4 separate regions of the Mus musculus genome follow, and all the other regions are linked to region 1. Evidence: chromatin loops called from intact Hi-C (ENCODE). Cell type or tissue: left cerebral cortex. All regions are shown on one strand.

Evidence for each region. A loop is a pair of places that touch in the nucleus more often than their neighbours do. Peaks named below come from ENCODE experiments on the same cell type or tissue, not always from the same donor. Only the 100,000 strongest peaks of a DNase experiment are listed, where the experiment ranks them.
Region 2: it touches region 1 in a loop (2.8-fold over the local background); 2 of 42 quality-filtered maps call a loop at or near these places.
Region 3: it touches region 1 in a loop (4-fold over the local background); 2 of 42 quality-filtered maps call a loop at or near these places.
Region 4: a loop joins it to region 1, with 3.0 times the contacts of the local background. A loop is called at or near these places in 7 of 42 quality-filtered maps.

Annotation. Positions count from the first base shown.
Region 1 is chr2:60,204,855-60,212,854 of GRCm38, forward strand. It overlaps Marchf7 (membrane associated ring-CH-type finger 7), which reads left to right and starts at 5,082. Exons shown (of 10, transcript NM_020575.2): 1 at 5,082-5,230. It also overlaps a transcript of Baz2b not described here. In left cerebral cortex, a CTCF peak has its summit at 4,919; DNase peaks (open chromatin) are centred at 4,602, 5,003, 5,561 and 6,074; H3K4me3 peaks cover 2,595 bases; H3K27ac peaks cover 1,827 bases.
Region 2 is chr2:60,414,493-60,422,492 of GRCm38, forward strand. Pla2r1 (phospholipase A2 receptor 1) reads right to left here. Exons shown (of 30, transcript NM_008867.2): 29 at 5,916-5,948; 30 at 3,051-5,810. The coding sequence ends at 5,521. Among named protein-coding and RNA genes, the nearest start is that of Gm13580, 7.0 kb to the left of the region's middle. In left cerebral cortex, a CTCF peak has its summit at 3,811 (motif pointing left); a DNase peak (open chromatin) is centred at 3,799.
Region 3 is chr2:60,280,921-60,288,920 of GRCm38, forward strand. It overlaps Cd302 (CD302 antigen), which reads right to left and starts at 3,564. Exons shown (of 6, transcript NM_001290660.1): 1 at 3,140-3,564. The coding sequence starts at 3,200. In left cerebral cortex, a CTCF peak has its summit at 3,362; DNase peaks (open chromatin) are centred at 2,444, 3,273 and 7,813; H3K4me3 peaks cover 1,323 bases; H3K27ac peaks cover 1,077 bases.
Region 4 is chr2:59,527,212-59,535,211 of GRCm38, forward strand. No RefSeq gene overlaps it. Among named protein-coding and RNA genes, the nearest start is that of Gm39831, 19 kb to the left of the region's middle. In left cerebral cortex, no CTCF peak of the experiment used is centred here; DNase peaks (open chromatin) are centred at 1,728, 3,796, 4,121, 6,511 and 1 more place; H3K27ac peaks cover 377 bases.

The DNA of each region.
Region 1 (8,000 bases):
CAGCCAGTCTTCTGGGCATACCTAAAAGGCATTTCCTGATAGGTTTCCCTGAGGTTGAGGACCCACCCAGAGTGGAGCCGTCATCATTGTATAGGCTGGGGACCCCGACTAAATGAAAAGGGATTGAGTAGAGCACCGTTCTGTTTCTTTCTGCTTCCTAACTGCAGAAGCACTGTGACCAGCCTCCTCACTGTCCTGACACCATCTCTTCCCTGCCATGCTAAGTACCACTGTGAACCGTGATACCAGTTAGAGTCTTAGGGCTTCCAGTGCTATGGCAAAACACTATGACCGAAGAAACTCGGGAAAGAATTTTCACTTACGGTTCCGCATTACAATCCATCACTGAGAAGTCATGGCTGGAGGCTGAAACTGATGCAGAGGTCACAGAAGAACACGGCTTACTCGCTTGCTCCTCCTGCTTTCTTACCCAGGACACCAGTCCAAGGTCGGCACCACTTACACTGAGCTGGGCCTTGCTATGTCAATCATTGATCAAGAAAATGTACCACAGGTTTGTCCACAGGCCTATCTGACAGGGGGCACTTTTATCAATTGAAGTTCCCTCTTCTAAAATAACCCCAGCTTCTGCCAAACTGACATAAAACTAGTCAGCTTGCACAGGCTCTTCTTTCCAGAAGTTACTTCTGTCAGGTATTTTGTCCCCAGAACAAGAAAAGTTATGAATACAGGACCAGACAGTGAGTATTGTCTCAGGCACTCAGTTCTGATTCTGTAGGAAGAAAATAATCATACACGTGTGATGCTAAATTTACAGTGTTGACTTAAGACTTCCGTACCCAGTTCTGCAATCAACCCTTACCTGGTAGATGCTGTGCAGGAGGTTTGTGTTTGTGGATCACATCTACAGCCTGCTAACTGTATGTGAAGGCGATTACTCTCAACGATGTAGATGAGCCTCATCCAATCAGCCTCAAAAGGACTGAGGATGCCCAGGAAAGAGGAAATTCTCCCTCAAGACTGTCAAAGACTCCTGAATCTACGTGCCAGCCTGCCTTATAAATTTCAAACTTGTCAGCCACCCACGACAATCGTATTAACCAACCCTTAAAGTAAATCTCCTGTTAAGTGACAGATAATGTGTGGTATACGACTGCCCGTGCTTCTCTGGAGAACCTTGACTAATACATAGACAATACATAAACTAATGGGCATGACTGCCTCATTGAAAGTATTTACAGTAACAGCTGGTGGGGGAGATTCAGCCCAACCTCCACAAACCCGAGTTGTGTCAATAATAAGAGATGGATGCTTTCACTAAACACATTTTAATTTTTTAAGATTTAACTTTTTAATTAGATGTGTATGTGTGTATCAGTATGATGGCTTGTGCAAATCAATGCAGTGCCCTCGAAGGCTTGAAAAGGGAATCGGCTGCTTTGCAGCTGGAGGTACAGGCACTTGTGAGACACTGGATGTTGGGAACTCCAAGCGCTCTTACCCTCTGAGCCAGCTCTCCAGCCCCACACCCTAGGTTTTAAGCAGTGTAAAAGGAACCTGTGCCCCATGGATTGGAAGTCATCTTGGCTAGGACAGAGTCTGGAAGAGCTGTGAGTGACTGCAGTCTCTGAAAATGAGACCTATGCTGAAGGTGCAGCGTGAGAGCAGTTTCTCAGGGTGGCAGGCTGGTTTCATTTCACGTGTTCTTATACTTTCAAGGCTACCTTTGGAGAGCAAACTTTTTGCTGCCAAAAAAAGCAGAAGTCAATTAAAGGAATGTTTTTAGATATTCATTTATTAAATTTTGCACTTTTTCAACAAAAATTGTTGAGGAAAATTAAAAATTTAGGAGACCATTAAATACAAGGGTTACAATGTTTGGCACAAAAGGAATTCTTTTTATCAAAATGTACAGCACAGGACTTTCATGTAACATTTATTACAAATAGGGACTCTTAATCTAGAAAAACGGGACCTACCTATACGTTTATTTTTATTAGTTTTTGTTTATTTGAGTCAGAGTCTCATAGTCCAGGCTGGCTTGGAACTCTGTAGCCCAGGCTGGCCTTGAACTTGTGATCCTCCTGCCTCCGTCTCCTGAGTTCGAGTGCTGGGATTACAGGTGTGCGCCACCATGCCAGGCGCTACCTATAAATTTAAATAGTAGATTGTCAAGTTAGTTGATGACCCCAGATTCACTTCTTTAGCCTAGGGATTAATAAGATTTTCATCTCAGAAGAAATTGGTATCCCAAAAAGGTTCTGTAAATACTTGTCTCAGCGTGGAGAAACCTGTTTGTCAGAAGATTAAGATAACCTATAATTGAAAATGATCAATTTGCAAAAAGCTAACATCACCCTATCTTCTCAATAGTAAAGAATGCATAGAGGAGCTCCTAAGGAGGTTATATGGTATAAAGGTGGAAAGAGCAAACAGGTAATTTGAAATCTGAACGAGAACTCTAAGTACTCAGGCAGATTAAACAACAATAACAACAGTGCTTAAACCCAAGAATCAGGGCAGGATGAACCCGGCCAGATGACAGACAAGTTCATAAGGCAGAGGGATGAAGAGAATAAAGGCCACTAAGACAGTGTCTTAGGGAAGGAAGTAAAGAAGTGGAAATTAATGAAACGGTGTTGGCAAGAGGTCAACAGAGACCCTTGAAGTCAGAAAGGAACCACAGCTGTACGGACAGATCATCAAAGGGCTAAGAGAGAGTGCTGCAAACCAAAGGGACGGTGTCTAGTTTGTTTAGAGGAATTCTGATTTCAGATGCTTGCTATCAAATCCTTTGCTCCGATTATTGTTTTGGAAACAATAGTCACTATCTTACCTAGATTATATCCATAATTCCTAGTAAAGCATAAAATGTCTTTAGCACAACAAAATTTCAATAATTATTTATTGACAATGATAAATTACTTAAAAATTCACAGCAGAGAGTAAATCAATCTCAATCTCTGCCCCCACCCTCTCTCTCTCTCTCACACACACACTCCCCTAACTGTTCTCAAAGGATAAGCACATGTCCGTGTTTTATAGCTATTACCTAGCATTAACTAAGAATTAGAATCCAGAGCCCGTGAGGTGGCTCAACACCTAAAGGAGCCTGCTGCAAAGCCTGCTGGCCCGAGTCTGAGTCCCAGGAATCCATGGCAGGAGAGAACCCATTCCCACAAGCTGCCCCCGACCTTCACACAGGCTCTAGTGGCCAGCACCCCTCCACGTATACACACACGTACACACACACACACACACACACACACACACACACACAGAGGAAGCTGGCACCACACTCACCTCTCACAGAATCCTCAGCACTGAGAGGAGACGAAACCATAACCGGCCAACACCTGCACTGTCCTTGTCAGGGGTTCTGTAGAGAAGTTCCCACTAACTACGTTTGTCTACTATAGCTCAGGAAAATGGTGCAGTCGATCCTCTTAACACAAAATAAACTGGGAAAGATGTTCAAGGGGTCTCCACAAGGTTCAGTTCCAGAAAGGCCGAATGGTGGCTTAGACACATAACGTAACTGTTAACAATTATGGAACGCTTGCTATGTTCTAAGAACTGACAGATCCCCTCATTTAATCCCTTCAACACCACCATGAAGTTTGGGGAGCATGGCGGATTAGGGTTCCCTAACCCACAGGAAGAAGCCTGGGTTAAGGAATTCTTGGCAACATTAAAGAACTGCTGAAGACAAAGGTAATCAGACAAAGTGCTGAGATATGAACCCATGAATTCTGATTCTTAAGGGTGTTACACGGCCAAACAGAATGGAACAATTATTTCTCTTAAAAGGACAAATTACATCTCCTCAAAAGTAATCTGTACTTAATTTTATCCTTTACCAGACACTTTGTCTACTACATGCCCTAAAAGGATGACACCTGGGTGTCAACTTTAACAAAATTAAAAAAAAAAACAACCCAAAACCCTTAAGTTTGTACGAAATTTATTAGTGATGAGTGAAGAAAAATGAGAGATGATTACTGACTGTATATATGTATATATACATATGTGTATATATATATATATATATATATATATATATATATATATGTAGCATTTCACTTAGTCACTTAGTGGAATTATGTAGATCCAAGTTATTCTTTGAAACAAACACCCTTAAATCAAATAGGTCACTTAAAAACCCAAGTGCCCTCCCTGTGCTTCCAAGTTTTAGTAAGAACTTACCGTTAAACAACTTGCGTTTGGTCCATCATTGAAACGCCACATAATTTGTGGCTTTTCCCATACTCTCTTGCATTTCTTAGTCCTCATTTACATCTTAGTTTAACCACATTCACCGTGGTTTCTGAAAGTTTCTTCTCGTATTCCTCAGACTACGTCACAGATTCCCTCGCTCTTTCTAAATAAGTGAATGTCTGCTGCAAAACCTGTAGCTGCGCTCTCAGAGCTTAAAAAGCCCGATTTTTTTTTTTTTTTTTTAAGATTCCGAAGTGATCGTCCAAATACCCCGTCGCTACAACTTATTTACTCCAGGGAAACTGCCAGCAGCAGGGTGTAGGAATCAATCGGAAGGCTGTAGTAGGTGGAGGGAGAGCTGTCAAATCCTACAAGGTTGGGCAGGGAGGACGCGCCGGGGAGGCTCGAGGGGAGGTGGGGGAAAGGCAGCGTCGGACTCCATTCCGTAAACAGTCCCTGCGCCACTTGCCGAGCGCAGAGAAAACAAAATCCACCCCCGCAACCAGCCGGGCGGGACCCGGAGCGGCGGGCCTGGTAGGGGCCCGCGGCGGGCGCGGGAGCCAGGCGGGCGCCGAAGCCCCTCGCACTGCGGGCGGCGACCGGCCCGCCCGGCCTCCCGCGCCGCGCCGCTCCGGGCGCCCGCACGCCCGCACGTCGCCGACCGTCTGCGGCCGCTTACCGTGGCGCCTCGCAGCTTCCCCCGAGGCGGCCCTCAACGGCTGCCGCAGTCAGAGCACCACCCCGCGGCGGGGCACGTCTAGCCCGCCCGCAGCTCCCGGCTCCCCCGCAGCGCCGCCAGCGCCGCCGCCGCCGCGGCTCTCGCGAGAAGCGGGCGAGCGAGCGCGCAGGGGGCGGGGGAGGAGGAAGGGCGGGGCTGCCAACGGCGGCGGCCACTTCTGCGGCGCATCCGGAGGGGCGGCCGCCATTGTGCTTCGTCGCCGACTTCTCTGCCGGTAGCCCGAGAGCCGAGCCGAGCCCAGCGAGGAAGGCGGCGGCGGTGTGGCTGCGGCGAGCGCGACACTCCCTGCAGCGGAGTGCTCGGTGGAAGAGGGTAAAGAGCGGCGGCGGCGGCGTGGGGGGGAGGGGAGCGCTGGAGTGCGAGCCACCCCCACCCCCACCCGGGACCCCGGGGGCAGGGCGGGCGGGCGGGCGGGCAGATGGTGCGCGTCCCTCGGGGACCCGCGACGACCTGCGGCGCCGGGCGGCCGTAGTGCGGGGTCGGCTCACCCGGGATTTCGGTCGGTTTCCCCCAGTCCCCTCGGAGTAGGTGGAGGGAGGTAGGCCTCTCGGTGGCCCCGCACCGGGAGTGGCGTGACACGGGCATGTGAGGCAGGAAGGCTGGCTCTCCTGACCCGGGGCGAGACACGGGTGTAAGGGGCCGACTCTAGACACGCAAGGTGTGAGTAGTAAAATGCACCCTCACCTTGGAGAAACTGCGTAGTGAAGAGCGCGCACGCACACACACACACACACACCCCGAAACCACTACAGTGAACACCCTCCTTCTCCACCCCCCTACAAAAGTACGTGTTGGTATATGGGGGTGGAAATCCGTGTGGGTCATAAACATGACGTCACGATCAGTGTGAAAACAGTTTAAAGAGCGGGTCCGGGTCACACGCCATTCTGTAGTTTGTGTGTGTGTGTTTTTATTGTCTTCAGTGTCCTTATTTTTTAAGTCCCACCCCCCCTCCCCCGTTTGTATCCAGAACGTAGGGGTGAGTACCGAGATACCGTCCTGATTGACAAACAATAGTACTCTCACTAAAAAAGGTAGATCCTATGTAGTCTCACAAGATAACCCGAAATGGGGTCAGTATTTCCTTTTGAGGAGCTTTTGTGTGTGTGTGTGAGTGAGAGAAGCAGCAGTTGTGCTGAGGCAGTCGCAATGGAACCAGAAACTCTGGCATCGCCATGACCATAGTTATTTTACCTCTTAAGATCTCCTAGTTGAGATGAGTCCCCTCCACCCCCGACTCCTGGGATGCCTTTTTTAAGGAGATAGTGTGTGAAGCAGTCAGCAGAGCAGGCACACTACAGGGCATAATACTTGTACTGTGGATTTTTAATGACTTCAAACAGAAGGAATTTACCACCAAGTTTTATCATCAAGCATTCTGGTCAGAACGAAACTTGGACTTTGTGAGTTGTGTCCCTATAGCTTCATGTTTTTATGGGTTGATTAGAGGGCTCTTACCTTGTGTTTCCCGCTGGCACTGAACTCATGATGTTATCCAGACCCACCTCTAAGGTAAGATACTCTTGCTTAAGCCTTCTGAGCTCCGGGATTGCTGTGCCACCAGATCAACACCACCACACACTTCTAGTTTTGCCCTAGATGTTTGGTACACCATCCACCTCCCTCCTTCACGCCCTCCTCTTTCTCTCATACCCGAAGATTTTTTTTTCATTATTTGACAGTTTCATATATGTATATAATGCAATTCAGTACCCCCCATTACCTTATTTTCAGTTACATGATGGGTCAGATTGTCTTACACAGTGTAGGGTCTCGGGCATGCTAAGCATTTGCTCTCTGAGCTATATTCAAGACCCCTCAACCCAGGTCAGGTGTCTTGAATAAGGAAGGTTGTTTTCTCATATAACTTCACAGATTTTTCTGTGTTCTACATGAAGGTTTTGGATAATCAACTTGAATGTGAGCCATCTGTAGCCTTTATGCAGTCAAATGTTATTCCATATCCATCTCTCACACACCTGTCATCTGTTATATCCACGTTTTAATATATTTTAGGAAAGTAATGGTCGAGTGGAAAATTTATCAAGTAGTGTAAGCATTGTTTGGTTACCAGGTTAGAACTTCCCTTTGCAGGAATGAGCTTGACGCAACATCTTCCAACAACTCACAGTTTAGTCATCAGACCAACGCGTAAACATGCACCTTACTGCCTTCCTTACTGTAAATACTGTACGGACAGACTGTGGGGTGGAAAGAGGGCACACGCTTGGACAACTGTAGAGTGCTTGAGCTAAACTGAGGCTTGGCTAGGACCTGCTGTGATGATGTGCTGTTTTGGGAGGTGACAGGGCTTTCCGCAGTGGAAAGGTAATGAAGGAAAGTTAGAGCTTAGCAGTGAAGACTTGGATTAATAAATTAGAAAGTTTAGTGCCCTGTGCCATGGGGTGGAGAAAGAGCTGTTGTACCCAAGTAAAACTATCTTTATCTTTGTTGACACATTCTTCTGTGTGTCTGTAAAATACCTGGCAATACTTAGAGTGTATAAGCTTGTATCAAGCTATACCTTTAAGCAACAAATTAAGTCATGAGCTGGTAGACTGTAGATCAGCAATGGGCCAAATTAGATCACAACCTAAAAAGGAACAAGTTCCTACTAAAGTTCTTAGATCACGAAAGGAGAATTCTGTTTGCGTTAATCCATTTATCTATTTTTTTGTTTTGTTTTTACAAAAATTATTAGTAAAGTTGCTGAGATTGAATCCAAAAGAACTGAGTATAAATGGTAAAATTGCTTTATAATTTGACAGTAGACTGAGATTTGATGTTTGTGATTTTTAATTTTCTACACTAACATGAACTTAATGTGGCCAAAGCTGGTTTTACCTGTTCTCAAGTATATTTCCTCTGACTACTGGTTAGACTAGATAAGTTTGAATGGCAGGTTTTAAAATCACCTCCTCCCCTGTGCCCATTTTTGCCAGCAGCTGTAGAGAGGCTCAGCTTGTAAAAGCTAGTAATCATGTATTTCTGAGTTGGCATGAAGAACTCAATTGGTTTGCAGTTGCTGAATGAAGATTGAATTGTGTCACCCAAATAGCAAATTGATTTCAAAAGGTTATCT
Region 2 (8,000 bases), 210 kb after region 1:
GCCAGATCAGAGGCATCTTGCTTAAGCACTCCCTGTGGGGGTGGCTTGGATAAACACTGCCCATCTAGGCTTGCTCCAGGCCAATCAGTTTTTCCCCAGCCCCAATCGAAGTGTGACTCTAGCAGCCAGAGCTCACTCCCCGCTGACTGAGTTCTGTGAGTCTCTTCCCATGTTTTTCCTTTCGTTCCACACATCCCCTGGCAGGTTCCAGGGTCTACTGGGAAAGAGGGCTAACCATTAATTAAGCATTAACTAATTGATTAATTAACTAAGAGAGCTAATCATATCTATGACTTAGATTTCCAGCTCCCACAAAGCCCTACGCACTAAGAAGTTAAAGTTCAGACAGCCACTGGGGCCATGCCCTCATCAGGTGAGAGACAAAGAGAGGAGCTCCAGGCCAGGCACAAACAACAATAAAGCTGTAATTTCAGGGCTGGGGAAGAGGCAAGAGGAAACAAAAGTGATTCTTTAACTGGTTGTCACATTAAATTTAAGATTTATCTATTTAAAAATATCCAGGAGCGCATACAGTGAGTCAAATGTAGATAGGAGACTTAATGGGTGCAGTGGAAAAGACATTTATTAATCTTCAAACTCATTGATCATTAATAGGAAACATTAGAAGAAACACAGATTGGGATTCTTTTTAAAAAGCGATATTGGAATTCATTGCTTTTCATCAATCCCGGAAACGGATGATAGCATTTTAGATGCATTAAATTTGGTCCATCATGCTCACTTCACAGTGGGAAGAAAAACAGCACTTGAGTGATTTTTTTTTCCCCTTAATTTGTTCTAAATTATAGCGAAGTGCCCTGCAAGAAGCAAGTGCTCATGTTAATTAACTCTGAGTAGAGAAGGTCACTGTCACACGTGGGGGCTCAGTTTCTGGCTTTCGTGAGATATTCTCTTCTGCAATTAGAACCTTCATCAGGAATTAGAGGCGTATGCAGATTCTCTCTACTTTACCCAGCGCTTCATGTTTGGGCACTTTTGTTGGCTCTTCTTTAAAAACACTGAAGATGTAGTAACAATAATGAGATGAACCGCCGGTCATGGTGGCGCACACCTTTAATCCCAGCACTCGGGAGGCAGAGGCAGGCGGATTTCTGAGTTTGAGGCCAGCCTGGTCTACAGAGTGAGTTCCAGGACAGCCAGGGCTATGCAGAGAAACCCTGTCTCGAAAAACAAACAAACAAACAAACAAACAAACAAACAAAACAAAACAAAATAATGAAATGAAGCACACAGTCTAGATATTTATTTACAGGTATGCCTGCAGTATTGGCCTTTTCTTTGAGCCTGAATCTTTTGTAAAACCACATGCAAACAGCTTGACAGTGCTTCACAACATAAAGAGTTAACAAGACTGAATTTCGGTTGTCTTATGTTGAACTGTTAAGACCAGACATGAAATTATAAATGCTGTGCAGTCTGGAAAATCACCCTCCAGGATCCTCGGAATTCCATTGGGGCTGAGAGAGCTATCAGCAGCTGAACCCATACTTCCAAAACACACAGAATTTTTAAAGGCTCTAGTTTTCAGTTACCCCTAGTTTCTTAGAACGTGTGCTGTTATTTTTTTTTTTTAATTGGATGTTTGCTTTATTTCAATTTCAAATGTTTTCCCCTTTCCTGGTCTCCCCTTCGGAAACCCCCTATCCTTTCCCCCTTCCCTCTGCCTCTATGAGGGTGCTCCCCCATCCACCTACCCACTCCCATCTTCCCACCCTGGCATTCCCCTACCCTGGGGCATCAAGGCCCCAGGGTCTCTCTTCACACTGATGTCTGACAAGGCCATCCTCTGCCACATATGTGGCTGGAGCCATGGGTCCTTCCATGTGTACTCTTTGGTTGGTGGTCTATTCCCCAGGAGGACTGGGGGTGGGGTCTGGCCTGTTGACAGTGTTGCTCCCCTCATGGGGCTGCAAACCCCCTTCAGTCCCTTCTGCAACTTCTCCACCGGGAAACCCCGAGCTCAGTCCGATGGTTGGCTGCGAGCATCCGCCTCTGTCTTTGTCAGGTGTGCAGTTATTTTTATGCCTCAAATTATGAACGCACATGTTGATTTTGTTGGTCATACAACACATGGCATGATACAGGTGTTAAACTGAAATTGTTTATGTCAATTAATATTTGAATGGTAGACATGATGAGGAATCCAGAGTCTCTTGCCTCTTCTGATCCACTCCAGTATCAACTGTGAATCACTATAAAAAAATTACTTCAAATGGATTTAGCCACAATGTAAAGGTAATTATATACGTCATTCCTTTGGTTGTGTTTGTTCTGGATATCCAGACGTTAACTATATATTAATTTGGCCATTTTAAAGAGGTAAAGAGACTTCAAGACTAAACAGTCATCTAAAGAGACCATTCAGGTGTGGAGCTTTCGATGACAATCAAACCTGAATGGCTCTTAGAATAGGAAGAACTCAAGATGTTATTAACTGAAAAAAATCCAAGACTTTCCAATTCTTGGGAGTATCTAAAGATACTCAGGTCAGTCACAGGGGAAAAACTTACATATATAGATATTTTAATTTTTAATGGTCCCAAGGTCTAGTAAATTTTTGATCAACCCATGGTCAAAGACCCTTCAGGAAAATAATATATTTTAAAGGGATGAATATTAATCATGAGTGAATTTTTAATCCTATGTTTTTTTTATGCTGTAGTTATGAAATTAAGTTCTGGGGCTTCTCTAGAGGACGTGGGTTCAAGTCCCAGCACCCACATGAGAGCCCACAACTGCCTCAAACTCCAGTTCCAGGGGATCTGGCACCTTTATATAGAGACATACATACAGGCAAAACACGAATGCACAGTAAATAAATAAGAAATCAAATTCTGATTAAAAATAAATGTGCATTCCACTCCTAACCAAGAAGCTATTTACAATTGATACCTGCTGGGAGAAGGGCAATCAATTTTCTCCGTTGGAGTGATACTGGGTATATCAACCAGTTGGCCAACACAAAATGAATGCCAAGGGTTGCTTTATGTGTGTGATTTTTGTTTTGTTTAGTTTTTTTTTTTTTTGGTCTTATTATTTTGTTAGTTTATTTTAATTGTACTGTTGTTGAGAAATAGAGAGAATATGAAGTCAGGTGGGGAAGGAGATGGGGAAGGTCTGAGAGGAGAAGGAATATGGTCAAGATATACTGTATGAAAAATATTTTTAAATTAATGAAAGAAGAAGAGATCTATGAAAAGGATTTTAAAGGGTTCATATGTGAAAAAAGCGAGTCCCTTAGTACTCTATGTTTCTGAAATTTCAGCAGTGGGAACAAGTGCAAATTGGTTCATGGGGACAGGCTTCAGGGAAGGCTCAACACAGGATTTCAAAACAGAGCCTTGACAGCAATCTCATCTCTTTCAGCAAGGCCACGGCTGCAAGGGCATACTTTTGTCCACTTGTTATGTGTGATTTTATACTTTTACTGGGAGGCTAATTGACCACAGCTTCATCAAATCCACCAAAATAAAAGGAAATTTAATTTCACTTGAGAGTTTTTTAAATTGAGTCTTTATACCATCCGGTTAGTTCTTTTGAGTCATAAATATATAACTGCTACCTAATATAATGTTCTTTTAAAAGTTAAGTCCTATGACTTGGAAAACAAAATGAGAGTCAAGTGTCCCAGTGTGTCAGCCACATAACAGCAGTAGCAAAGAGCTGTGACCGGGAGCTGTAGTCGTTGTAATAGTCTACAGGGACTCTAGTCTTCAGGTTGTACTGATAAGGATCCCAGTTTGCTGTGCAGAACACATTCATACTTTTTCTCAGAGCGCCCCCTAGTGACGAGTGGCAGGTAGCACCAGGGCCATGGATTGTACTGGCAGAAATACACAAGGAGGCAAGCCTGAGAGTGCCCATGTTTATCCCAGGGACCATACTTAATTTTCATAGCTACCTCCTGTCGTCTGTGTATAGATTGCTTCCCTGGGAATAACGTGTCATGAGCATAGAAGCCACCCTGACTGGTTCACCCCAGGACTGTGCTAGAACAGAAGATCTATCTTAATAAAGACACCCAGTAAACACTCAGACGGCAAGTAACCTCTTACTCTTGATTATGGAGACACTTTTATTTATCATAAATTAATGACAGAATATCAAACCTGTGACCTTTTAATACACAGGAAATATACTTTAAAATTTTAATGTGTGTGTGTGTGCATGCACATATATGTGTGGGCATACTGAGGCTAAAGTCTGACATTAGGTGTCTTTTCCCATGATAGTTTTTGAGATAAAGTCTGTCACTGAACCTGAAATTCATCAGCTTGGCGAGACTGGCTGGTGAAAGAGCTTCTGGGATTCGCCTGGTTTTGTCCCATACCCACCCCAGAGCTGGGGTTGCAGATGTGCACCACTGCACTTAGTCTTTATGTGGGTACTGGGGATTTGAACTCAGGTCCTCAAGATGGCACAGCAGATACTTTACCAACTGAACTGTCTCCTGGCCCCAAATATCATACTCTTAATCCTCATTAACCAACCAATGGCATCAACTAATCCAAGACTAAAAGGAGATGGTCAGAATGGACAGTTTATTTTAAAACACCTTCTCCAGGGTTGTTTTATTCAGTATTTTTTCAACATCTTGTTTAGTTTGGTTCTAATGGGAGCACAATTCAGATCTTCACTTTTTTTTCTCTTTAAGTTTGAGTTACATCTATTCTGTAAGCCCTGGTTAGATTACATATTGCCAGGTAGTGGTGGCACACACCTTTAATCCCAGCACTTGGGAGGCAGAGGGTTTGAGGCTAGTCTGGCATACAAAGTGAATTCTAGGACCGCCAGGACTGTTTATACAAAGAAGCTGTGTCTTGAAAACAAAACAGAACAGAACAATAACAAAAGATTGTTATATAGTATTTTATAATTTTAGATTTTAGTTTTTAATAAGTAAGGCCCATGAACTTTGACAATATTAAACTCTCAATGCATTTCTTTAAACTTACCTAAAAGATATCTTTAAATCAAGGTAATCAATTAACAGGTGAGGGTTTATGGCACAGTTTAAACTGTATGGTTGTTCTTGAGAGTGCCTGCCTACTGAGTTCTTCATATGTAGGAGAAGGTGGTATTTCTCCCACTTAACTTGAGAATCAGATCTAATATAACTTTGTCATTCAAAGTATTAGTTGAGAGCTCAGAACCTGAAGTCTAAAATTTAGGATTTTCCCAAACCACACCATTTAAAAATGGTTGATTTAGAATCAAACAAGCACTGACTGGCAGAAGTACCATCCTGTCATATGGAGTGAGAGGACACGCCCCCTTTCTCTTAATGTATCGAGTGTACCTACACACTGAATGCTTACCAGACTGGCCTGAGAATTCTATTTAATAGTTCTTGTCTTTTAAAATAATGGGCCTTTTCAGAATGGGCCACAGTTAAAGGAAATGAATACGTTAAATCCCATCTGATTTGGTTAAGATTCAAAACCAGTGCTTGAAGATTAATTAAAACAGAGGCGCAATTCACACTATAACGGCATCTCGTTAAGGGGAAATGCAGATAGGACGCCCTTTGTGGCCTCTTTTGCTCTCTGTAGCTGGAGCATCTCTAACTTCTTCATCATTGGTGTTCTTCTCAAGATCAGAAATGAGAATGTTCTCTTCTAAATGTGCTGTGCTGAAGTTGAGTGTGGGGTAGTAAGAACCCCGAGACCCCGTGAGTCTCTGGAAGATGTCACTTTTCTGCTTATATATCCAGAAGCAAAGCATGAAAATGCCCAGGGCTATTATCAACGTCAGCGTTACTGTGACAGGAACGATGCTGTGGCTTAGTCCTGGAGAAAGACAAAGAAACACAGAGGACAGATACTGTCACATGCCTACCTTCTATCGTATTGATTCTAAGAAATATCTAAATATTCTTTCCCTTCCAAACCTACCTTTCTCTGGCTGCGCCGTTACAGCTGGGATGCCTAAAATCAAATAATAAACAAATATTTCTTTAAATTCATCTAAGTTATGTTATGTATTCAAGCAAAGCAAGAATCAGACTATTGCTCATATACCATGCCTAGTATATGAATGATGTTTTATTAGAGCTCTGATAGTCATTCATTCATGTATTCTCCTCTGTGTGTGTGTGTGTGTGTGAGAGAGAGAGAGAGACAGAGAGAGACAGAGAGACAGAGAGAGGTGTCAGTCTTATACCATGGTACATGCACCATGGTATGTGTGTATAGGTCACATGACAACTTGTGGGTTCTCTCCTTCTACAATGTGGGTTCCAGTGTTTGGATCCAGGCTTGGCAGCAAGTGCTTTCACCAGCTGAGACATATTGCTAGCCCATGAGCCATTTATATTGATAAGTATTGGTGTTCATAACACAAGTGGTTTTTTCTCTTTCTTCCCTCATTCCTTTTAATTTACTAAAGCCAAAAGATTTCCATATAGTCTCAGAACTATCATAGCAGAAATATATGCAAGACATGGTCCTTACTAGCAGGAAGTCATCTTTTTGTTGGGATTAGATGGAGAGTTTGCCCAGCAGTAAAAGCCCTGCTTGTCTGTATGTAACATCTTTACAGTCAGCACATTTCTCATCTGTGATTCCCAAGAGTCTGGAAAGGAATCCATGGACTCTCCATTCTGAAGTGACACAGTTTCTGTTTTAGGGCATTTTACTGTAAGAACATTTTTCATTTAAGAAGACTATCTCAAGGGTTAACATTTAACCTCTGCAATTTCAGGTCTAGGAACAGAAAAGAGGGAGGGAGGGAGGGAGGGAGGGGGAGAGAGAGAGAGAGACAGAGACAGAGAGACAGAGAGAGAGACAGAGAGAGAGACAGAGAGAGAGAGAGAGCGAGTGCTGGAGAAGGAGGGTTTCTGGGAGTCTGAGGTCAGTCTGGACTTTGTAGCAAGTTCCTTGATAGGCTGAACAAAGGAGTAAGAGCTACTCCAGGAAGCTACATTAAAAACAAGCAAACCCAAAAGAAATCTATCTGGTCTTCCATGCAGCCTATTTGGACAGGCACTTTTCTCACCGATAGGATGAGTATGTTTGAACTGATCCAGGGCCTTGAAAAGTTGCCATACTTTAAAACTGGACATTATGGGGTGGTGTTTTTGATTTGCTCTTGATGCTTAGATGCCAGGGAAAACGTGGGCATGCTGTTAGCCTTTTGTCTGCTACAATGTTGCCGCACTTTGGGGTTTCAAGCATCCTGTGCTCCTGCTGGCAGCCCTTTCTCTTTCTTTGCCAGTGTCTTGTCAGTCTTCCTACTTCTCCCTGTGTTTTCAGTCACATCATTTAAATCACCGGCACTGTCCTTTGCATCTGGTGAGTGTATTTCACTGTGGGTGTCTACCCTACACACAGGGCATCCTTTGCTCCACCCGGAATCTCAGCTCCATAGCTAAGCACTGGATCCAGCCTCATTGGTCAGCACCATGTGTATGGTACTCCAGTCTAGTGCATTCTCCGTGGCTGCTTTTTAGTAATGCTGGGCCTTTGGTTTAACATATCTGTCCTTCTTTGTTCCAGCTCTCTACACTCCTCCTCCTCCTTCAGAGCCCAGCGTCTCATTTCTCTGAAGCCTTACCCAGGAGCCCAGAGGCACTCTAACCTTCCTTCTTCCAAAACGAGACTCTAGGAATAGTCTGATTATCATAAACGCCAATGGTCCTCATGGTACGCTAGCTGAGGAGCCTCCGCTGCTGTTTTCAAATGGCTAGAATTTTCTGGTTTCACGTTCTAAAACCAATTTCTATTGCCGTAAACCGTATTGCTCACCATGGACTCAAATATGACCTTCTTGGCAAAGTCTACTCACAAGGCAGAATTATACCTACTTCTCCGTAACAAATACACCAAATAAACAGAGGATATTTCCTACGACCAAAGATGACCCTACACTTTCTCCTAGCATGGCACAGCTCTTTTTGGTGTAAACTGCATGTCTTATTTCATCTATATGATTAATGATTTCCCCCCCTTCATCTTAGAGGAGCTGAGATGTTCTGACGT
Region 3 (8,000 bases), 76 kb after region 1:
CCGGTCCATTTCTTTTATGGATTAAATCTCCTGTTTCTCCTCAAAATCTAGAATAACTCATGAAAACAATCACGCACCTAACAGAGACAATGCAAGAAGACAATGTTCTTCTTGACCTTGTTTTAAGCCGGATATGACTCCTATTGTCCAGATGGGTTTGTGTCATAGCATGCTGAAAAACATCTGTAGGAGTTTTCAGCCGTATACGTTTTATTAGATATGCTGGTTTGGTCTGTAGAGTGGAACACACACTTTTTTAGTGGCAGCATTGATTTTTCAACACAGCAGCAAATTCTTAAAAGCTTCTCAACAATGGAAGAAATCCTAAAATAATAACTATTTGCGAATTCACCTGTTCGTGTAAAAACACTCTTACATCCAATCTGAGAAATCGTCCCCTGAAATAGAGTTCCATCTACAACGGCAAGAAAGAGTGACCTTGATGGATGTAGAGGTTGCACATGTTTTGAATTCAGTTATAAGTTCCAAGATACAATTGGTAAGCAATCACAATTGCAACTGACACCTCTACTTTTAAAATTATCCCATTTTTCATCATTATTACCATAAAATAGAGTTTAAAGACACATCGAAAGAAAACAAAGCTCTTCAAGACAGCAAGGGGCTTCTGCTGTTGCAGAGCCTCTTCCTAGGAAGATGAGTGATGGTAAGAATGTAGACACTGAAGATAAAACACTGAGATGTAACCAAGAGTGTAGGTGTCTGGGGAAGGCCTTGGATATTACATAATAGCGAATATCTAAATAGTAGGGGAAGGATAACCACACCAACAGCAAGGGTTTAAGTAGCCTGTGTAGAAGAAAGAGAAGGTTAGGGTTCCCACAAGCCAGGCTGGAGAAACTCAGTTAACAGCAGGGAGGGTAGTGAGTTAATATCAGAAAGAAGGCAGGGGCACTGAAACCATTGATTACAGGTAACAGCCACTCAAAATCTGAGGCCTAGATGCCACCCCACATGAGAAACACAGAAGGAAGACTTACATTCACTCCTCCCATACCACTCGGGCTAAACCACTGACCCAGTAGTCCCAAGCATATAGTGGTGAGCGTGGGCACTGTCCCAGAGAGGCTCTAGATCTAGAGGCGTGGCCCAGCGGTAAAGAACTTGGTGCACTACCATGAGGATCTGGGTTTAGATCCCCAACCAGCACCTACAACAAACCAATCCAAAACCAGAGAAGCCCCAGACAGGTCTGCCATGGAACCTTCTGAAGTTAAATGATGTTATAGCCATTGTGTTCTGAGCTGAGAACCAAATCTAACAAGTTCACGTTCACTAACATACTCCAACGTAATAGAAAAAAAAAAAAAAGAGCGATTTCCGCTTCAGCATTAAATGTCCACTTTAGGCTAGGTTACTGAGGTTCTTTTAGTGTGGGGATCTTGCCATTCAGCCAACTCTAAATCTTGGTAAGCTCTTGTCAGTGTGCTCAGTAACTATAGCCAGTCGAGTGGCATGTTCACGATGTTTTCTGTTGATGCGATTACCTTTCTTGCTTTATGATAAGGGCAAAGAGAAGGAGACCAGGATTTCCCAGGCCTGTAGTAGGTATACTCTACAACAGCCCTATGAAGTACCATTTTCCACGTCACTGGGGGACACAGAAGGTGGCTAACTAGTGTGGGAAGAGCTCGATCATTTTTACTGTAATCTACTGTGGTCTCCTGACCAACGGAAGCGGTCAGAGTGAATCCAGAAATCCAGACCAGATTTAGAAAAGAATAAAACTTAGGAGGCTTGACCTCTCTGTGTTCAAACAACTTCACAGGTAATGCCAAATCTAGAAACTCCTTCTCTTTCCAAATTGGCTAGGAATGTATTTTTCTTCCCTTTTAACGGGGCTATCATCGTGTGTGTGTGTGTGTGTGTGTGTGTGTGTGTGTGTGTGTGCAGTGTACTTGTGGAGGTCAGAGGATAACCTTTTCTTTCCTCAATTTGCCTGGTTACAGGGATTGAATGAACGAAGGTCACCCGGCTTGCAAAACAAGAATATTTACCCACTGCACCATCTCATTGGTATAACAACAACAAAGTATTTTTTAAAATTAGCCTGGCATGGTAGAGAGAGAGAGCACTAAGAGGGAGTTAGGGTGTCCCAGATAATGAGGGGAGCCTAAGGAGGACTCAGAGGTGGTCCAGACTTCGAGGAAGCTCTAGTGCAGCCTTAGATAAAATTAAAGTACGTCTTGCTTCTGCTCTCAGAGAGGCAGCACACAGCCCGACTGGTCATCCGTGCTGCTCTACAGGAACCCAAGAAAAGAGCTTTGCAAGCTCAGAGCAACTCAGTGTGCTAGGTCTTCAACACCCAGGGCCTTTAAAATATCTCCCGCTGTCAGCCGATTTCACACAGAAATTTATTTAAAATGCAGTGAAATCCAGTGGAGGAAAAAAAAAATCCCTTGCATAATCCTGTTACTGAAGCCCACACAAGTGTCCACTTAGTTCTTGTTTACTTTGCTCTTTCATTCTCGGAAAGGATTGGTAGGATTGGTAGTGTTTTTTGGAAGGAAATCTCCCCCAGGGTTTCCCCATTAACATATTTTGACGTGCCTCCCCGGAAAGCCTGTTTAAAGAAAAACACATGCTCGGTGGAATTGTCTGTGTTCCTCGGGGTGTGTGTGTGTGTGTGTGTGTGTGTGTGTGTGCCATTTTGCAAGACTAATTATGTCTAATTTTTCAGATGTCACTGTATATCAGCCGACCAAAGGTTTCTCTAAATCGCAGTGTTTGTAGTGAGATCCCAGCCTGGCTTCTCCTCCCTCTGGATGCAGGGGTTATGTGGCTGAACTCTTTTCCTGTTTTAACAACTTGCCCACTAGCCATGGGACAGGGCCTGTTTCCTCCCTCCACCCCCAGGCCTCACCCCTTCCCTACTGCCACCCATTGAAGGGCTCTACAGTTCCTCTACCCTCTAGCGAGCTAACCGTCTTGGGGGGTCTGAGGTGAGGATACAGACACGGTGGAAGTGGGGTCCTCTGCTTTGGCCTTTGTCCCGGGTCTGGCTCTCTGAAGCCACCCAGCCTGAGAGATGGTTGCGGGATGGTCGGAGGACGAGGCACGTGGCCATCGGTGGGAGCGGGGACTCTGCACTCTCCGGGGCGCGGCAGGGGAAGCTTACCGGCGACGATGGCAGTGGCGAGGCTCAGCAGCACGAGCGAGGACAGCGCTGCGTGGGGCATGACTGCGCGGCGCCGAGAGCGGGCCGGGGGCGGTGCTTGTCGGGTGCGCAGCTCCCAGCTCAGTTGCGACGCCTCCCACTCGAGGCGGGGGAGTGGAGCCCAGGGTCGCACTGCTGGGACGCTCAGATCCCCAAGCGGCGGACACACCGCAGACTCCAACTTCTCTTCGTTAAAGATAAACTTCTCATTTGAACTGAAGTAATCTCAGACTTTCTAAAATGTTGCAAAAATAAATAGAACTTCCCGTAATCCTTGCGGCAGCTTCTCCAAATGTTAGCATCTTACATAACATCAGTGCAAGGATAGGAACCAGGACAGAGCATTGGTGGAGCACTGTTGACTAATCCATAGCACTTGTGGCATTTGACAATTATCTCTGTTCTAGGACCCTATCCAGGAACAAGCACATTTGGGTTCGTCTGATGTTTCTTCTTAGTAGAATTGTTTGTGCCCTTTTGGCAAGAATCATACAGAGGGACAAAGATTGATGGACTTTGGTTATTTAATGAAGGTGGTGTCAGCAACCGTAATCTCCCTTTTCACAATTCCCTCCTGGTGGACTATGCCTCTTAGAAAATATATCTCTGCCACTAGTTACTGTATCGAAAGTAAAGGAGAATAACGGAACAGGAAGGTTTGACTGGGATGGGGGTAGAAGCACAAGTTAAAGGAAGGAATATGGGATGGGACAGCTAACACAGCCTCTATGGGGCAGGAGAAGGAAGCGAAGGAAAGAGGAAGAGAGGGAGGGAGGAGAGGGGAAGGGAAAGGGGAAGAGAAGGAGGGGGGAGGGAGAGAGGAAAATTTTAATGGAGTTACCTTACAAGAGGGAAAGAAGATAGATACCACCTAGCAAATAAAACCCCAGTACCAAAAACGGGTTCTTCTTGAGTTGTTGCCAATGGAATCTCATAAAGCCCCAAGAACTACAGGTCAGTGCCAATAGTCTTGGCTATCTTCAGAACTTGTTGGTAAGCCCCTGTGGCCGAAGAAACCACATCGCTGAGTCAGGTAAGGTGGTCAAGATGGCACTAACTTGGAAGCTTCAACTCTCCCATTTAGCTTTCTTCGCTCCGGGAAGTGCTTGCTGTGCACACGGATGTAGGAGGAAATACTTCTTTCTCCTCCATTCGTGTATACAGCACACACCTCTATCTCATCCAGATATGAACCTTGTAAGGTACAGCAATGATGGGGCCCAACAAGATATGGGTACTGCTGTGGTAGTTGGATGAATGTCACAAAAGTAACCAACCATTTTATGATTGGATCTAAGTCCCGCCAGTACCATACCTGGCACTGTGCCAAGAACCTGTGGCTAAATAGATTGCAGTCCCTAAGGGGAAGCACAATGCTATTATTCTGCTAAATGGCCATAGTATTAAAGTAATTCCTAGAGACCTACTGCTTTGCCCATAGATGAGCGTATCTCTCAACCTTCATCAGAAAAGTGTCTCCTCACAGTAAATGGCAATTAATAGACACCTTCCACTAGTCAATGTCCAGAAAATAAGAAACCATGGAGGGCTTGGCCCTAAGTGGGATTTGCATATTGCACCCCTCCCCTCAAGGTTCAGGAATCTTTGAGGAAGAAAGGTCAGAAAGATAGTAAGAGTCAGAGCTCGTGGATAGCATCAAGGAAACTGTCTTCTGGACACGACTGGGCAGACGTACATGTAAACTCACAGAGATTGTGACCATATGCCTGAGATATATGAAAGCTCAACCCAGATAAAAATCCCACCACTGAGGCGCTAGCAGGGCACAGATTCTTACCAGTGGACGAAGACCTAATGGCATTTAATAGTGCTGAGAGAGGGAAAGTTAATTTTCTTTAAAGATGCGACCCTCTAGTTGGTTGACCACAATCTATATCAGGCTTCGCTCCCAAAAGTAGTAGGGCAACTCCAGTTGGGCTTTGATGGAGAGGATGAAATAAAGAAAGCTACAAGTTGGGTGGAAAGGGAGGAGGGTAGAGTGGATGGGTGTGAGAGGAACTGGGACAGGGGAGTGAATATAACTGTGGTGGTTTGAATATGCTTGGCCCAGGGAGTGGCACTATGAGGAGGCGTGGCCTTGTTGGAGGAGGTGTGGCCTTGTTGGAGAAAGAGTGTCACTGTGGGAGTGGGTTTTGAGACCCTCTCCTAGCCACATGGGAGTCAGTTCTTCTCCTGTTTGCCTTCAGAACAAGATGCAGAACTCGCAGCTCCTCCAGCACCAGGCCTGCCTGGATGCTGTTGTGCTTCTCGCCATGATGATAATGGACTGAACCTCAGAACCTGTAAGCCAGTCCCAATTAAATGTTGTCCTTTATAAGAGTTGCCTTTGTTATAGTGTCTCTTCACAGCAACAAAAACCCTAACTTAGACAATAACCTAAACATACTGTATGGAATTCTCAAGGAACTAATGAAATACTTTCTAAAGTCCATTTCGTTTGTCTGTGATAAGGACTATGCATGCCATTCTGGACTCAAACTCATGGCCCTGGCCTGTACTTCCCGAGTGCTGACACTACAGGCCAGTTCTTTTAAACTATGCTTTTATAAATGATGCAACTATACTTAACTCAGGGAGTAGAACAAGCAAGGCCCCTTGGGTAAGTAAGCCTCATATTATTGGTGTATAAAATCAAGTCAAGGGGTGGAGAGATGGCTCAGAGGTTTAGAGCACTGACTGCTCTTCCAGAGGTCCTGAGTTCAATACCCAGCAACCTCACGGGAGCTCACACTCATCTGTAATGGGATTTGATACCCTCTTCTGGTGTGTCTGAAGACAGTGACAGTGTACTCAGATACATAAAATGAACAAATAAAAACAACAACAATCTGTGACTTATTTGAAAAAAAAATCAAGTCAAACTCAATACAAAGAAAACAAGCGAAAGGCAGAGTTAGAAGATACTTCTTACTCAAGAAGATAAGCAGATAGCAAATGAGCTTATGAAGAGATGCTCCGGGTCACGTCATTAAAGGATTGTCAATGAAAGCAAGGATGACTCAAACCCCAAAGATCGAAGCCATGTGCTTGGGATGATGTGGAGCAGCAGCCCATTGCTGGTGGGAATGCATCGAGAATGCATTGCGCTGGCGACAGTGTGGTCCAGTCTTCTTTCACTGCACTCCAGGCTCAGCCCCTTCGTCCGAATGTCAAGACTTTGCTTGTTATTCACTTTCAGACTTCATAAGTTGTCAATAATGTGTTCATATACTAAACAAACACTGACAGCAGATTTTTCCAAGTGCATTCTGTTTAGCTATGGAAACATCTTGATTCTGGGCTCTTTTGCCCACTAACTACACAGCAACTCTGTGGAATCACGCAACTGACAAATTTCTCTTCACTGCCACCTTTGCATATTTATTAATGTGTGCTGTGGATGTGGTTTAACGCTTGTATGATGTTAACTGGGTCCTCAAAATTGCAGGAGAATCCACACGGTAAGACACTGAGTCCCCGCCCCCAGTTGGTTTTGATTGGTAAATAAAGTTGCTGGTGGCCAATGGTTGGACAGGGAGACAGAGGTGAGATTTTTTTTTAGGATTTCCCTGGCAAGGTGGGGGTGGCAGTGGTGGACTAGAGCTGCCGTGCCAGGAAAGGAGTAGCTACCAGGCCCGAGAGCTGCAGAACAGAGAGTATAGCAATCATGTAAGAGCCTGGAAAGGGTGGCCCCAGGGGCCCTCACCCCATCTGGGTCTAGGGCAACAACGATGGAATATAGATTTTTAGTAAGTAATAACTCAGAAATATTGGAGGGGAGGTGTTAGTCACATGGAGGTTTGGAGGTGGCTCAGCCATTAAACCATTTAAGGCATATTAAAATATAAGGCCGAGTGTGTGTGTGTGTGTGTGTGTGTGTGTGTGTGTGTGTGTCTTTCATTCAGAAACCCAGAACATTGGGGTGGGTATCAAAAGTTTCATGCTGCTGCCGCTGGGTCAGTTGGAGTAGAGATTAATTGGCAACTTCAACAAGTGTAGATTGGTTTGTGTTCAACTAATTTTCAAAGGCATCTTAGACATAGGATAGAATCCACCATCTAATGACTGGATCTAATTTAAGCTGTGACCTACTTCAGCTGGGGTTTTTGCTTTATTATTTGAACTAGAGAAAGGTGTGTTCTCTCTTTAGGCAGCCCCGGCACACTCTGCCTCTTTTTTCATGCTGAGACACGAGATATCATTTTCCGTGGGAGACAGCAGGAACACATCACTCTGAGTCTTCCTCTCTGATTATATCTCCTGCCTTAATTCTTTCTCTCCACCTCTCTCCCCTCTGGTCTCACTCCATCCCTCGCCTTCATTTTCCACAGCCTTACATTCCTCTTTTATTCCTGTTGGCCTCCATCCCTTTCTTCTGCTGCTTCTTCAGTTTCCACCCACCCCCCACCCTCATATTGCAACAACTAAGGACCACAAGAGAAACTCCATTTTCCCAACAGTTGTCATTACCCATGCATCTGGGGCTCCATGTACCTCTTCTGCAATCCTCTTCTTCCTACCTCAGTCACTGTGTTCTCCCAGCCCTGTCATTGTACATGCCAAAGGCATTCTTACAGTCACTGAGCCTTGTCTGCTTTCTTGTAAGAACCTCTTGCATCCTGCTGAGCAAGAAACCAGAGGCACTCACTGACTGACTACCAGCTAGAGACAAACATCTTCAAATGCATATCTGCAGCTCTTCCTCTGTAGCCTTAGAGAGGAAGACACGCTTCCTCATCTCAGGCAAGCCCAGTTCCTCTTTTTGTCAAGAGAGAACCAACTCTGTCGTCTCATCTTCTCCAAAATTGTCTTCCATCGATAA
Region 4 (8,000 bases), 680 kb before region 1:
TAGCAGGGCGGCATTGCCAAAAACCTCAGGCAGGACGATGCTTATCTGTGTAGTTGAAGGTCCTCAGGGAGAAACTGTTTCTTAGAACACAAACAAACACTTGGTCAGGTTTTAAATGCTGGGTCCCAAGTAAAACCCTAAACTCTGAGGGCTAAGGTGGCTCCTGGGGAGGTTTGTGGTGGGGGAAAAGGAGCTGTCAACTTCTCCATGATCCCCACTGCCAGCTTGATGACCTCAGTGAGAGTTCAAGGCCAGCCTGGACTACTTGAAACTGCACTTCAAAACAAAAACAAAACAAAAGCCAAGAGGTGCTCCCCACTCTTCTTGCTGATGGGTTGATGCTACGTTTCGATATGGTTTGTCCATTCTGAAACTCCTGTTGGAAATTTGGCTGCTACTGTGGGTGTCTCAGAAGGTGAAGGCTTTGATGCAATAGTTAGAGGAGAATTACAGCCTTTCCTGAGGGACTGAGTGTACGTTTGAGTGAGAAAGTTGTGATAAAGTGTACCCACACCCCGTGTTCCATCTCTTACACAGATTGCCCTTCGGTTCTCTGCTGTGTTCTGACCCACACACGTGGTCATGGATTCCAGAGTCACGAACTATACCCACCGCTACACTTTTTAAGTTACAAGGTCTCAGATGTTTTCTCATAGCAACAGGAAATGGTATATGATTGCGTGTAACTGATTTATCTTCTCTGATGGGGTTTTGTGGGGTTTTTTTAGAGCTTCCTCCATGGGAATCTTTGTCACAACTCACAGTACCTAAGAATGCTTTACATGGCCTGAGGTCATGGCCCCGCATCCCTATATCCTTGGCAATGTACATGTATGTCCTATGTACATACAGAGAGGATAAATATGTCTTTCCATGGAAAAGAGGGCAAAATCTGGAAGTCCATTTTTGTTCCATAGATGGTGTCCACGGCCTAACTTTGAAATATTATGCCTATCGCAGCTCAACACGGAGCTGAGCCTTCCATTGCAATATCCTGCTATGGTTACAGATTCAGAGAGCATTTCCAGGGCAAACAATGTAAGAGATGATGCTCAAGTGCTAAGAATCGCTGAGTCCCTGAGTTTTAGGTTTGTTTGTTTTGTTTTGTTTTGTTTTGTTTTTCTTTTATAACCCTGGCTGTCTCTGAACTTGATCTGTAGACCTGGCTGGCCTTAAACTCAGAGATTACCCCTGCCTATGCCTCCCAAGTGCTTGGATCAAAGGCATACACCATCACCACCCAGCAGGTTTTCATAGCTTTGACAAGAGTATTTAACTCGTGTGTGTGTGTGTGTGTGTGTGTGTGTGTGTGTTCGTCCCAATCTGTTTTCAAGCTGAATATTGGAGATAGTTCTTCAGATTCCCTTGCGCAGTAGAGCAGTTAACAAGGACTTTTTCTCCCAGTCAAAACTCTGGGAAGCTAGGCATGGCAGTACATGACCATAGTCCCAGCATTCAGGAGGCTGAGGCAGGAGGGTCATGACTTTAATTCCAGCCATGGTGACACAGTGATGCCCTATCTCAAAAGTAACATAATATAAATGGGTTCCTTTCTTCACAACTTAATGTCTTAAAGGCCAGAAGCCTGCTACGTTGTATCACTCTCTCCTCCAAAGGGCTTTTGGGACCCAAGTAACTTGCCGTTCATTTTGTGCATAGACTCTCCAGAATGTCTGGAACACAGAGGAGTGACTAACAACTGTGATGAAAACAGAATAGCCTGCTTTACAACAGCAACCTCTGCAGCAGGACTTCACATTTATAAACCATCGCTCATACAGTTTCTCCTTTGAGCCCTATGAGGCAAGCCACTTCCCACGGGAAGGAAAGCTAAGACAAAAGGAAAGACTAACAGTGGGAACTATTAGGTACTGAGTGGGATTCTGTAAGGACGTTTTTGTTGACTTACTTAAGACTGAGAGTGAACAGAAACAGTAGACCTTGTTATTCCAGTAGACCGGGCTTCAGAAAGGGGCAGTGACCGGTCTAAGGTCACACAGCAGCAAAGTGTCTCTTTCTGCAGTCCCACACATTTAGCTTTCTCTCCTGAACTAGAATTTGATCAATAACTTATAAAATGCCCTGCTATTCACTCTATGTCTGGGGGGAGGGGAGGACTTAGGAATTTTTTTTATCCACTGCTTTTATTGAATATTAATGCCAGAAGAAGACAGAAGGCTAAAAGGGGTAGACCTTTATGGTTCCCACTGTTGGCGTTATTTAAGGCTGGGTGAAGAAGCATGGGGGTTTGAAGAAACAGCCTTGCCTCTCATTGCGTGGCTTTGTAAAATTGGTGCTTTGGGACCAGAACCTCGGGGTAAACACCAAAGCCTTTCAAGTGAGACAAACCCCAGCTTCCAGTGCCTGTGTTAGTCGTTAGGAGCCCAGAGCACACAGCCCACAGGAGGCTGGTGGCGTCAAGTTCAATGCTAGCACTGTCCTGTAAGTACTTCCAGAGGCTGCTCTCTGCCCTTTGCCAGTTGCACATTAAACAACTTCCTCAGCCCAAGGGGCCCCTCTGGCAGTTCTCCTGCTGCACGGTTCTTTCTACCCCATTCATTCTCTCTTGAGCTTTAGGGAACCTCAGCTCGCTCCTTTTGCTGCATACAGAGTTATGTGCGTGCGCGCGCGCACACACACACACACACACACACACACACATGCTTTCCTTAGTCCTTTGTATCGCCGACCTCAATACCTCGAATCCCAGGGCAGCCGTTCATTCGTAACACACCGCATTCTTTGCTGCCCTTTGGCACCGTTCAAATATTCTCACTGTCAGGCCTCTCGAAAGCCTGAGTTGCAGTGGACTGGATAGTCCAAGTTCAGATGCTGGATAATTGGCTGCCCAGACCACACAACAGAGTGAGGATGGGCCAGCCAAGCCTGACAACTCAACACCTTTCCAGAAGGAACCCGAACCACCCAGGGCCATGCCTGAAGCTTTCCTTGACAGACATCCCAAGACCCTGGCGTTCCAGCATTCAGAGGTTCCCACTGCAGTTCCACGGTTGCCACACACAAGCCACGTTAGAGTTATTGTACAGTACCAGTAACTCTACAGCTGGACAGCACAGCCCATGGCACATGGCAGCAGGGAGGAGCTGAGGGGTCCACTTTCACCCGACCATCACCCCCTTCCCCTTCTCCTCTGAGCAGTGTCTAATAACAGCCTTATTCTTAACAGCTCTAAAGTAGAAATAATTCAAATAGCCATCAGCAGGATGAAAGACAAACTGTAACCATCCCTACAATGAAACAGACAACAAAAAAGAAAGTAATTTATGTTGCACAGAAAGCAGCCAGATTTAAAAGGACACTGTACACAAAAATAAGAACAGGCATGCTAATTTGTCAAGGGATACAGCGTAACTTTTGGGGGTTGTGAAAAAGACCTCTCATGTCCTGGTTGGTATTTATATGGCTACATGTGCATTTCAAAATTCTGGAACTTCTCACTTAAGATCAACGCAGAGATGAGAGTGTAGTTCAGTGGTGGAACAATTGCCTAGCATGCTCAAGTCCCTAGGTTTGCCCTCCAGCACCTCTGAAAAAAAATTATAAATAGTATTGTGTTAAATTTCACGTCAATGTGAAATTACATGTTTTATATTTTTATATCATTGTCATCATCACCATCATCACTGTCATCGTCATCATCATCATCATCTCAGTGCATCATCACCAAGGCCAATGGCTTCAAGGAGAACTGGAACAGGGTTTGTGGCTGTCTGGGATGTACCAGCTGCTCTGTGACTCCGATACCTCATGGTGCCCAGGAGAACTGAGCATCTGCTGTTCCAAACCTGGTGACTCTGCACTCATGACTCAGACTGACTCCCAACTTGCCAGTTCTTTCTACTGCTGTTTCTATCTTTACTCTCCACTGTCATTTCAGTTTTTCTTCCTTCCCTGATCCCTGCAGGGCATGAGGTTGAATGATGATTAGCTAACCCTTCCCAATGGCACGGTCTCTGTGGGAACCAAGGGTCTGTCCACCTAAATCCAGTAAGGCTGAAAGCCTCTGGTCTGTCTTCTTAGATGTAGAGTTACCTCTGCCTGTACAGTTTTTCTGCGTTGCCCTTAAGAGCAGATGACAGGGGCTCATGATACATTTCATGGTAGAATCTGGCACCTGTGTGGCTGTGTGGGTGGCTGAGTACTCGAGGTGCCAGAGTCAGGCATTATAGTTATCGATGGCTCTGCCATAGGGCAGCAGTGCCCTTGCCCGACCCTTGCCCCTTTGTATATTTGTAGGTTGTTTTTGGGGTACACCTCTCTGCCACAGTAAGAATTCCTACACATACACTTTATACCTACAGTATCTCCCCCAAGATTTGGCTATCTTACTGACAATGCAATAACTTCACCAGAACCACAGTTAAATATATACAGTGCCAACAGTTAACTCGCCAAAAATTAAGAGAAAAGAAAAGTTGTTGATGAAGCAAAGCTGGGGGAGGGCATGACCTCAACAAAGTTCCCATCATGCTTTAGCATGGCTCACAAACTTCCCATCATTTCCAGCACGGCTCAGGTAAGTTTAGGAAGGAGGGGACTGGTTGGAATGAGGAGGCATCAAAATTTGCATTCATGGGTTCAAGGCTATGGGGGTCTAGGAAATGCTTGATGAACAAGATGTAGCAGTTACTGACAAACCTCTCAGCTGACTCCACTCCTGCTCTTTCAGGACTAAGAGTTTTCTGGAGTAAGTGATGAATTTATTTGGGCTCCATCCCAGCATTAGTTAGCACAGGACCCCTAAACTCTGATTCTTAGTTCCCAGTGAAGTATCTGTAAAACCTTAAAGTAACTTCTTACACCTCTCCATCAATCATAAAGCCAGCCACCATGGGAGGCATTGCACAGGTTATAATAGCGTGCAATTGGTTCGTTGTTGTTGCTGTTGTTGCTCTCTCTCTCTCTCTCTCTCTCTCTCTCTCTCTCTCTCTCTCTCTCTCTCTCTCTCTCTCACTTTTTCTTTCTTTCTTTTTAATTCCCAAGAGACAGTGGGATGCCATATAGTATATATTTTTCAGGTCCTTTCCATTCTCTTGATTTTGTGACACAATGAACTTCTCAATTTAATCTTTTGTAAAATAAGGATAATTTTACCAATTTTGATGAAGATTAAGTAGCTTATATAAGTTTAAAGAGCTTGGAAAAATAATAGCTGTTATTATTATTATTATTATTATTATTACCTCTTTTCTCTAGTCAAGGCATGACATTACAGCAATCTGGTGAGTCATTAATATGCCCTTTTTTCTTTTTTAAATACAAAGTCTCTCTATGTAGCTCTGGCTGTCCTGGAACTTGCTCTGTAGCTGCCCTCAAAATCCCAGAGATCCTCAGGCCTCTGCCTCCTGAGTGGATTAAAGAAAGGCACATGCCACTATGCCTAACTCATTAATATGTCTTAATAAAAATTTTAAATTATTTATTATTATTATTTTTGGTTGTGGGGGGCAGTGAACGTGGGCATGCATGTGTTATGGAGAACACGTAGAGGGAAGAGGACCTCTTCAGGAGTCGCTTCTCTCCTTCCCAGCCGTGTTCTGTGGATCCAGCTTAGCCCCTCAGGCTTGGGAGGCAGGTGGGCGCATTTACCCAATGTGTTATCATCTTTTCCTCTGTGCTGAGGACTGACTCATGCCAAGCAAGCACTCTGCCATGAAGCTATCTTTATTCCAGACCATTGACAAATTTTTCAGTTGGCCTTGCCCTAAGTCTTTTCTTTACCCAATTTTTAACTCTTAGCAACAAAGCGCCGTTAAAAGCAAGTACTGCCCTTCTTGAGCTCAGTTCCCAGTACCCATGCCTCGTGGCTCACAAGCATCTACACCCCAAGCTTATATTCCAGGGAGAAGCCTCCAGCTTCCCTCCTCATTGGCTGAGCACAGCACTTTGCCAAGATGGAGGTCTAGAAGATAGAACTCCCCTCATAGCCTCAACGGCTTGAAGCCAGTGTTCCATTAGCCCTAAAGCCAAGAACTGAACACATCAGCTTGGCACCTGGAATCAGGTCGATGCTCCAGCCACAGGTCCTTTGCCTGGATCCATGGAAGTCAGACCCAGCTTTAGCTCCTTCTAACATGCTTAGCAGCATGATCTGTGATGGAGGAAGGCATCTTTGGGGGGCAAATGCCCACATTTAATGCAACTTTAGAGTGTCCTTTTATCTACTTCCAGCTAGAATTTCATGATGTAAAATGACCCTGACTGGAAGCATCTCTGCCCACTCGTTTAACCTTTTAACTATGGCGCATGTGTGTGCTGTAGTTACACAAAAGAGCAGGTAGCTTCCCCCCACCCCACCCCACCCCGCCCCCGGACCTTGGTGGTACTCATCACAGGCCTTTCTGAGCCTTGGCCATGGCTGCAGAACATCACAAATTCTGCTGGCGTGGGGGAGGAGGCCCCCTGTGAGCGAAGGGACAGATGGATGCAGAAGATGAGGCTGAGCATCCCCACCCCCTGCCTGGCTTGTCCTGGCAAGTTCTCTCACTCATGAGACACAGCCTAGGGATTGCAACAGCCACCTACCTCCCTGGTGTCCCCACCCCCACTCTCTCCCACTGCCACTTGCCCTGTATGAGGCGTCTCCCCCTCAACACAGAATCCTTTTCCACAGGCTGCTTACGGCTCCTTGGTCGGCTTTGTGTGCGACTGGAGGCAACGCGGCTCTTCAGCCTGGCCTAGGGCCCTCCTGTAGGATACCAGACACAGTGTTCCTGGTACCCCCTCTCTAGACTCTACCTTGAGCACCCAGAATCTCAGAGTTTACTATTCTTTCCTCTTGCCTAACTCTTATTCACCCTTCAAAACCTGCTCAAGTCCTTCCCTCTAGAAAGACTTTCCCGAGTCCTTTATAGGAAGATATGTCACCTCCTCAGGAGCCCCTTCCTGGAGCGGAACATAGCGCTCATGGGAAAGGAGAAACTACCTTAACTGTGATATGGGGCCTCTTGCCTCTGGAATCTTCTGGCTTCCCTCTCAGGTGCCCTTTCCACTCTGAGGTCCCTCTCCATCCACAGAGGCCCCGCAGATCAAAGCCAAGCGTCTGCTCGAGTGTGGCAGTGTGCGGCATATGAAGTCTTTACAGCGCTGTTGTCTAATCTGAGAATGAGAGGTTGGAACCCAAGGGCGCTGCAGATTCACTGCACTTCTAATTGTCTCTAAGTGATTAAAGGAGCAATTAGAAACCTAGGTGTTCCCAAACAGTAGGAAAATCACTTCTGAGTAGAGGCCCTGTTGGAGGTTCACGTGACAACCTGTTTATCTGTGGCCGCAGCCTAGCAGCAACAGCAGCTCGCCTGTCCTTCCTGACACAACACCCCCACCACTGTGACTCAAAGCTCCCTTCAGAGTTGCCAGCTGGGCTCCTGTGGCTTTGCTGTATTAACTTTGATGCCTCCCCCGCAGCCACCGCTGCTACAACCTGTGTTGTCCAAATTGTTCGTGTCTTACCAAAACAAAAAGTCTCCTCTTTCCTCATTTTCTGGGCCACCACACTCTGGACTACCTGAAGAGCCAGCTGGGGCCTGAGCATTTTGTGTTGGTCTCTCTTGGGGATTCTTAGAGACACTGTGACTGAAATACATCACACAACTCTAGGGGGCCTCCTTCATGCTAGGGTCATTATAGACTTGAGCACACAGTAGGATTCTTTTCTTAATCCTATGAAGTTATCTATCTATTCACATATTCATTTACATATCAGAGTTTCTTGGGATGTTTCTCTCTCTCAGCTATTATGAATAATACCAGTATGGGTATGAGTGTACAAATTAAAATTGTTTTGAGACCAAGTGTTGCATGTAGCCCACACTGCCCTCAAAATTACAAACTTCCTGCCTCTGCTTCCAGAGTTTCAAAATTACAGGCATATAATCCCATGCCTAGCTTTTAAAAATTTAATAACACAGCAAAACATTTCATGATGGCTGACTCCTTTGGATCATTGTCCTGGTGCTGGTTGTACAACTTTGACTTTGCGA